Regions from separate parts of the Homo sapiens genome. Here region 2 is linked to region 1. A link is an interaction called in ENCODE POLR2A ChIA-PET data of the cell type or tissue named here. Cell type or tissue: MCF 10A. All regions are shown on one strand. Links, peaks and the distances in the headings refer to the core of each region. The heading gives the core; the rest is flanking DNA.

Region 1 (4,395 bases), core at 69-4,068:
TGTATGATCCTTTTAACATGCCACTGAATTGCTAGTATTTTGTTGAGGATGATTGCATCTATGTTCATCAAGGATATTGGCCTGTGATTTTTTTCTTTTGTAGTGTCCTTGTCTGGCTGTAGTATCTAGATAATGTTGACTTTGTAAAATAAGTTTGAATGTGTTCTTTCCCTTCTTTTCTTTTTTTCTCTCTCTTTTTTTTTTTTTTTTTTTTTTTTTGTTGTTGTTGTTGTTGTTTAAGAGTTTGAGAAGGACTATCATTAATTCTTCCTCAAATGTTGTAGAATTCACCAGTGAAGCCACCAGGGCCTGAGCTTTTTGTTAGGAGATATTTTATTACTGAGTCAATCCTTATCCACTATTGATCTGTTTCAATTTTCTATTTCTTCATGATTTAGTCTTGGTAGGCTGTGTGTTTCTAAGAATTTACCCACTTCTTCTAGGTTATCCAATTTGTTGGCATATAATTGTTCATGATCCTTTGTATTTCTGTGATATCAGTTATTATGCTCTCTCTTCCACTTACAATTTATGAGTCTTCTTTTGTCTTCATTAGACTAGGTAAAGTTTTGTCAATTTTGTCTATCTTAAAAATCCAATTCCTAATTTTATTGATCTTTTCTATTCAGACACTTTGATTCTTCTCAAGCCATTAGAGATGTAGCCTTCCTTAAATCCCAAGTTGTTAGCAGGGCCTGAAAGGTCTCAAAGGATCAGGTCCTACTGCTTTCATCCCTCCCCATTCTCCCCTTGTTTACTCTGTTCCAGCCAAAATTGCCTCCTTGTTATTCCTGTCACTAGAAGCACACTCCCATTTCCTGTCCCCTCTGCGGGGAACACTTCTCCCCATGATACATGCATGGCTCACATTCTCACTTCACTCAAGTCTCTGCTCAAATGTCACCTCATCAAAGAGAATAGTATCAGTTTCCTTAATTCTAGATGCTGCGACAGAAATTGTAGTCAACTAATGTAATAAATAACATCTAGAAGTGCTTACTTTAGTTAAGAAATTGGTACTAGAATTGGGATGATGTTATTTGTTTAGCAGTAAAACGTGATAAGAGTTTATTTCTCATTTATGCAAAATTCAGTGAGATTTGGAAAGCTTTTCTGTTCATATCTCCTCCAGGTGGTGACTCAGGGATCCAAGCTGTCCCATCCTGGATTTGCATCACTCAATGTCACTTCAAAAGCGGGCAGGGGAAGAGTCTGGGAGATTGCACGGGATGTTTCTAAAGACCACCCCTGAAAGTGCCTTACATCACTTCACCTACATTTCTTTGAACACAGTCACAGAGATAGAAGCTCACTGCCAGGAATGCTGGGAAATGTAGGCTTCCACTGTACCTGGGGAAAGTAAAGCCTATAGCAAACACACAGCAGCTTTGACTCTGCCACAAGAGTTACATCTGGATTGGAATTCTGCCTCTGTCTGCTAGCTTGGAGCTCTTTGGATCTTTTTCTTCATTCAAAACTTGGAACTAATGACACCTACCCACAAGATGTACAGAATGTCACATATATAGTAAGTGATAAGTATTTGCTTATTAATAAATTTATATTGAAAAAAATATATAGGCCTAAACTCTTGAAATAAATTCTTAAATATCAAAATATTAAAATATTAAGCAAAATGACAAAAAAAGGAAAATTGAAAAAACAAATAAAAAAATTAAGCAAAATAACCCTGAAACTATAGAATAAAATTTTATACCAAGAGGATAGTTGTAAAAAATGACACTATTAAACATAAGCAATCTGTCAACAATTGAATGTCAGTGTAATCCTTTCTTTTCTGGTCTATTTTCATACATTGTCCTTCTCCTCCTCTTCCCCAGCGAATTACTCCTTCTCCCCTTGTGAACCAGAAAACTATGAAGAATCCTTCATAATTTTTAAAATTTTTAATTAACAGAGTTTCCTAATAGCAGGAGATATGAAATAGACACTATATTAGGGGAAAATCTCGTATTAACAGCACAAAGTTTAGAGTAGATAATTAAGAATTAATGAATTGCCTATAAAAACTTCCATAGGGATTAACTATACCAGAGAAATGCAGTAGATACAATTTAGGAGTGTGAGTTCTTTAATTAATTACAAAGAAACTTTTATTTTACACAGGGGCCACCCCTGAGAGGGCTTTCCCATGAGCTAGGGGAGTGAGTGTTCAAGAAAGCAGCTTCCAATGACTCAGACCCCTCACCCAAGGTGAGGATTGAAATGAGAATTAAGCAACTAGAGGCCTATGCTTGCCCTTACTGAGAGCATTCTGCAAAGCAATACAGACAAAAGGAGGTCACAGCACAGGAGAGATGAAACAAATGAGGTTGGAGAATTGACACATGGCATCTACTTTTTAGAGAACTTTGTAGTGAAGAGAATGAGAAAAAAACTACCCTTTGACAGCACGGCAAGGTCAAGAGAAGTTGTTTTGTTCATCAATTGTCATATGGGTTTGTTATTTGATTATTTTAAGAGAAGGGGGAATGAGCTTTCTAGAGAGGCTGAGGAAAGAAGCAGAGAGGTAGCAACCGACTATACGAGGACCCCAGGGTATATCAAGGTCCTGTGGCCTTGGAGGGTAGAGCCCAGTAAGGCATGGAGGAGCTGGCCCAGGGTTGGAGAAAACATGAGAAGAATGGGAGGACACACAAATACATTTGGAGGTTATTGGGAAACAAGTGAATGGAGTTCCCAGCAGATCTCACGTTCCTCTGATCTCAACATCCCTCTGCTAAGAAATAGTATGAAGAGGGAGCAGGAAGAGAGAGTGGTAAATGTGGAAACAAACCATTTCACAAATGACAGAAGAATCAAAGGTGGCATATTCATTTTCTATTGCTGCATAACAAACTACCATAATCTTATATTCATTTATTATCTCAGTTTCTGTGGGTTAGGAGTCTGGGCATAGCTTCTCTGCTCAGGGTCTCATTAGGCTGCAATTGAGGTGTTGACTGAGATATATTCTCATCTGAAAGCTCACCTGGGGAAGAATCTGCTTCCCAGTTTATTCAGGTTGCTGGAAGAATTCATTTCCTTATGGCTGAGTGTCCTGACTTTTTGCTGGATGTTAGCTAGAAGCCATCCTCAGGTCCTAGAGGCTGCCTGCAGTCCCTTACCAATGGGCCTCCTCAGCAAGGTCACTTACTTCATCAGGGCCACCACCATTTGAGATATAGGCTTCCCTGAATCCAAAGTTGTTAGCATCAGGTCCCACCTGCCTTCATCCCTCACCATTCCCCGCCCCCCTTGCTTGCCTTATCCCAGCTACAATGGCCTTTTTGGTATTCCTCTGTCTCTAGCAGGAGTCTCTAGCTCTCATGTGCCCAAATTTTGCACAATGTAACTCACCCACAGGAGTGACACACAGTCACCTTTGCCATATCCAAGCAAGTCAAAGGTGCTGCTCACACTCAAGAGGAAAGCATTATATCAAAGGAATGAACACCAGGAGGTAGCATCACTAAGATCACCTTAGAATCTATCCATCACAGACACTTCCTTAGTGTGGGTGTCCAGAGCCAGAATCTAGTGCAGGGACTGGGGCAAATGCTCCTGGCACTGGTGCCTCCTGAGTCAGCCGATACAGATGAAGCCTTAGCTTCTCCACTCTCTGTTTACTTGCTTGTTTATTTAGAGGTTTTGCCATGCTGTTTTGCAGTGGAAAAAAAGAAGGGAGGCGGAGATAGTAATATTTATTTTCTGAAAGAGAACTCTCTTCTCATGTAAAGGTTAAAAGAGCTGTGTTATTTGTGTTTCCTTGGCCTGGGTTTTCAAAAACCTGAGTAACAAGTGCCCAAATACCTCCATGTGCTGACAGAATTACTTCTCCTGCTTAAATGTCTCAACACCCATGGGGACAACTTGGGGTAAGGGAGACAATAGTATCCCTGCCCCTGACCTTGAATTTCAAGTCTCAATCTTTATTGACAGAGAGGCAAGCCGTTAGTCTTCACAACTGTACAAAATAAAATCACCAGCACTCTGCCTTTCAGCCCAGCCTGGCCATCTTCATAGTTGAAAACAACGGCCCATTGTTGGGTTAGAGAGCTACAAATGGAACAGTGGGGCTGAATCAGCAAACTGTGTTCGGTGTGTGTACACTGACAGTGGAGAGCTGACAAAAAGATCCCAGGAACAATGAGCAACAGGCACGTGATTCTGGAGGCGTGTGAATGTGTAATTCTGACTTGCACTCTTGGTAATGAAAGTGAGGCACAGAAATGCCAAGAACACACAAAGCATTTGCTGTCAGTGCATTTGTACTGCAATTGTTTAGGCACTCTTTTAATCAAGCCATAATTGGTGCTGGAAATTAACACATGGGCACCTCTCTAAAAATCTTACAGGCTCTAATTGTGCTCACAGTCTCAAAAGTACCACGTG
Region 2 (4,395 bases), core at 116-4,115, 270 kb after region 1:
GATGTGGGAAGTGGTAATGGCAGAGGTGGGAAGGCATCAGATTGGAGGCAGGAGGATCGCTTGAGCCCAGGAGTTTGAGGCTGTAGTCAGCTATAATCACGCCACTGTGCTCCAGCCTGGGCAACAGAACAAGAACCTGTCTCTATCAAAAAAAAAAAAAAAAAAAAAAAGGAATTTTGAATAAAGAGATGGTTTTTAAGCAGAAAACAGACTTTTTAAGTCTGTTCTAAGGGAACAGAGTGAACATCTCCAATTTTGCAACCAAACATTCATCCACTTTCCAATAACAGTGCCTGATTTCTTCCAGAAAAGAAGTTATTTCCCTGTCCTCAGTCTATGGACTTTCAGGTGAAGTTGACTCTACCATGTGCCAAGGCAAGGCAAGGCAGGTGACTAAGGTCTGAATCAAAGCATCACATTCCCCTGGGGACATGGAGCCCAAGCACAGCTATGGAAATAATGAGTCTTGCTGGGACCTTTAGGGGAACTTGCTCTTTTACTGCTGGACTCGACAATAAAGGCTGTGGCCCCAAAGCTGATGGCAGCCTTTTGCTACCACTCAGAGCTGGAACATGAAGTCAAGTCAAAGAAGATCAGAACTAAGTGATGCAAGACGGATCAAGACTTAATAACAAAATTTGAGTCCTGGATCAAGCTGTATCTGAAGCTTATGTTTCCACCTTTCACTTACTAGGCTAATACTTTCATTCCTTTTGTTAATTTTTCACTCACAACCAAAGTGTCCCTGATTAGAACAAAAAGTCTCTTCCTTTTTTTTTTAGTAACACTTTCTTGCATTTTATGGGCTTATCATTGATTTATGACTATGGGATTAATCAAGGTCTCAGGACACGTTTCTTGAACATCAGAGTGGACTCTTTTTTCAGAGAGTTAGCCATTTACTAATTAACACTTATTTGGTTAGGAATGCTTTCAGCTACAAGTAATGGATGCCCAACTGAAGGTAGCTTATACTGTTAGTCTCCCATAAGAGTTGAGCTGGAGGTTGGCCATCTGGAGGTTGGTAGGCAGCTCAACAATGCCACCAAAGACCTCGGCTCTTTTTGTCCTTCTGCTCTGCCACCGTCATGTGTTGGTGACTCTCCCTTCTTGGTCACAAGATGACTACTGCAGCACCGGACATCGAGTCCTCACATGACAGTGTCCCACCCAAGCAGAAAGGAAGAGGGTGGGAGCAAAAGGGGCTCCTCCTCATAATGCCCTCTACCTTTTATCAGAAGGAAAGTCATGTCCAGAATTGCTCACTTACTCCCCATCATTGGCCAGGACTGGGTTATAGGGTCCCTTATAAACCACTCACCAGCACAGAAGGATGGACTTTCCATGGCTGGCTTAGACCAAACTTAAGTGTTTGAAACCTTATCAAGGAAGAAGAGAGAATAGCTCTGGGAAGGCATCTCCCACAGAAGTCTTGTTAACCTACCTTCTTGGAAGCAGGACATTTATAAGAAGAAAAAGCACCAGGCAGGTGAATTCCAATTTTACCCAAGCCAAGCTCAGCGTTCTTTGCCCTTAAAATAAGATCAGAATGAGCCCGAGGGAAAGGCACCCATGTTAAAAACTATATTTGGATCCCCTAGAGCTAGAAGAGACAAGCAAAAGCTGGAAGGCTGGGCCTGGCCTATGCACAACTTTATCTGCCCCTGGCAATGAATTCTAAAAATACAGACCTCTGACAGTCATCTATTTTAAATAGCAAACTTCACATATATAATCTCCACTTCTTCCTTGCTGCAAATTAATTTTTCATGATGAGGAAAGAATGACAGCTACATTTTGCTTTAGCAGAACAAGTAAAGGTGACATTTTGAATCTTGGAGCTAGCATTTCCTAGCTGTGTGGCCTTGGGGAGACAGTCTTCTTCCCTGTGCCTCAGTTTTCTCATCTGTAATATGAAGATATTAATAATATTCACCTATGTGACAGTTGGAGCCTGACACAAGTCAATTTGGTTATTTTCAATTAGTATGTCCTTTTGAGTAAATATTCGTAGTCTGCAACAATTAGTTGCAGATGGGGCTATAGTCTCTTCCCCAAAACCTCCCTTCTAGATAGATTCCACCCCAGATATACACATTATTAACAAGCTAGCAGAAAAACACAACCTATTCTGTAAACTTGACAAACTCTTAGCTGTCCTTTCAGATGCTTCAATTGCACTTGCATGAAAAGGTCACTCACTCAAGGTCAATGTCGAAATATTCAAGCTTTGGACACAGGCAGCAAGAACCCTCCAAAACATTAGCTAGACTGAGTCAGTTCAGAATCAAGCCTGGGGCATCATTCCAAAGGGTAGAACTATTGGGCTCCCTATAGATTCTTCTACCTGCTCATGCAGCAGAAAGATGCCTGTATAATATCACAGGCCAACCCACACATATTAAACATATAGTTTATCAATAGAAAGAAATTTTTCCCATCTGTTATGCTATTAGCAAAAATCTCTGGTTTTGATTGTAAAAATAGTTAATGCCTTGCAGTAGCTACCTCTTAAGAGTGCCCTTTGGAATAATCTTTCAAATATGAGCTGATTACCCCTGGGTGAGTCATTGGAGCCTCATATGAGGTAATACACATGCAATGCTTAGGACAGTCACTGGCAAGCAGTAAGAGCTCAGTGCACGTTGACTATTACTCAAAAGCCAAAAGTTAATTCCTATACATTTTCACATGAGGGCATTGTCATTGCTGGCCTGTATTCCTGACCTCAGTCTCATGAATGTTAGAAGACACAAGACTCATGGGTCAGAGACCAAAGATTTCATTGCTGTCAGCACAGCAGGCAGCATGAGCTTCCTTTTTATAGTGGGCTCCAAATAAGCCTGTGTGACCTTTGAGATATTACATTTATTTTATGGGACAACATGCAAACTTACTTTCTAGCCCATGGAAAAACACTGTCATCCAAGGGTGTTCACTAGACAAACATCCTTGAAAAGGCAATCTACAACAAAGGCTACCTGTGCCTTTGCTCACAAGATGTGCAGCAACACCAGTGACCCATGGAGAACACATCAATTTCTTCCTGTCTCCTCTCAAGCCTAAGAGTTCAAATGGGCTCACCGTCTGGCCCTTATAACAGTTTCTCTTAATGTTTGTGCTTCTCTTCCTGAAACTAGTGACCCCACACCCATCTCCTCTTCCCTTCCCACTATCTCTACCTGCATGGACCATGGTACATTCCTCATGGTCTCTCTTCCCAACCCTCCTTTCCCACACTGCCTTCTAAAAACACAGCTCTGACTGGATCCTGCCCTGGTCACAAGCTGACCATGGCTTCCCACAGCCTCCCAAATGAGGCTCTAACTCCTACAAGTCACTGTGTTCCTTATTAAATAACAAGCGTCTTGAGTAGAGGGAAACCAGGTCTTACTTATTTCTCTAGCACTTAGTAATAAATATTCATAGATCAAATTGTATAATGGGTTTCCTAGCTTTCCAGTCTTTAAATGTAAAAGACATAAATATCTAGTAAGCATGGGATAAGCTCAATGGAAAAAAAAAAAGAAAAAAAAAGCAAGCAGGAATAAGCCATTAAACAGCAGATTTTTCCTTGTACAGTTTTGTGTTTTGTTTTGGTGAGTAGGTATTTGCATTTTGGTTTTTTAACTACTTGTTTTGTTCATTAGCTACAGAAACCTTTCTTCAGTCAAAGTCTAACTCGGACATCCAAAATGCAGGGCTGCTCTACAGAGGGGTCAAGGGACACTCCCTTGGCATCCCCTTCCCTGCGGCTTCTGGCAAGAGGAGAGGGACTGCTCTTCAATACTCTTAGGCCAAAGAATTGAAACCCTACACTCAAAGAAAAGGTGCCTCATTCGGGAGATGACCATCCTTACAGGAATAAGCATTGTTCGCTTGGTCTGGCAAATATGATTGTACTTTGAGAGGTGATATTTTAATTCAGGTCTGGTCTTTTCAAAAACGCTAAACACATGGAGCGTGGGTAAGGAGCTCCGAGGGAAGTAGCAGCCATTCCCTTCTAAGTAATCTTCACCAGCTACAAGAGGGATGACCCCACGACCCCTGTTGATCCTGTTACCCAAGGTCAGCTCACATATCATTAAAAAGAGTCCGTTTCAAATAACGGGCACTTTCCCCTAAAGACCCAATATTCTTTTGCCATTAGTATCATGTTATTCAGAATCCTCTGGGCTTACTGGAATTTCTCTGAAGCATTTCAGATTCCTCAGGAATAATTTTAAAACATTAGAATTTCAAATAACGGCTTCAGGAGAGAGTGGCCTGTATCTGGCTCTCCTCCCCCAGCCCCAGTCTTGTGCCACCTAAAACAGCTTGGCCTGCCATCCTGAAGCCGGCTGTCAAGTCTCATCTGAGGAAGGACAACCAGATCAGCTGCTCTCGCCTCCCACT

Evidence for each region. ChIA-PET counts read pairs that join two places held together with the same protein. Peaks named below come from ENCODE experiments on the same cell type or tissue, not always from the same donor. Only the 100,000 strongest peaks of a DNase experiment are listed, where the experiment ranks them.
Region 2: POLR2A ChIA-PET joins it to region 1 with 7 read pairs; 1 of 35 experiments calls an interaction of 5 or more read pairs at or near these places.

What each region holds. Positions count from the first base shown.
Region 1 is chr10:121,150,916-121,155,310 of GRCh38, forward strand. All of the region lies in intron 1 of LOC124902515 (a long non-coding RNA gene), which reads right to left. LOC105378522 (a long non-coding RNA gene) reads left to right here. Exons shown (of 3, transcript XR_946379.3): 2 at 1,133-1,528. Among named protein-coding and RNA genes, the nearest start is that of LINC01153, 25 kb to the right of the region's middle. In MCF 10A, for the core only: no CTCF peak of the experiment used is centred there; no DNase peak of the experiment used is centred there.
Region 2 is chr10:121,415,876-121,420,270 of GRCh38, forward strand. No RefSeq gene overlaps it. Among named protein-coding and RNA genes, the nearest start is that of FGFR2, 180 kb to the right of the region's middle. In MCF 10A, for the core only: no CTCF peak of the experiment used is centred there; a DNase peak (open chromatin) is centred at 2,596.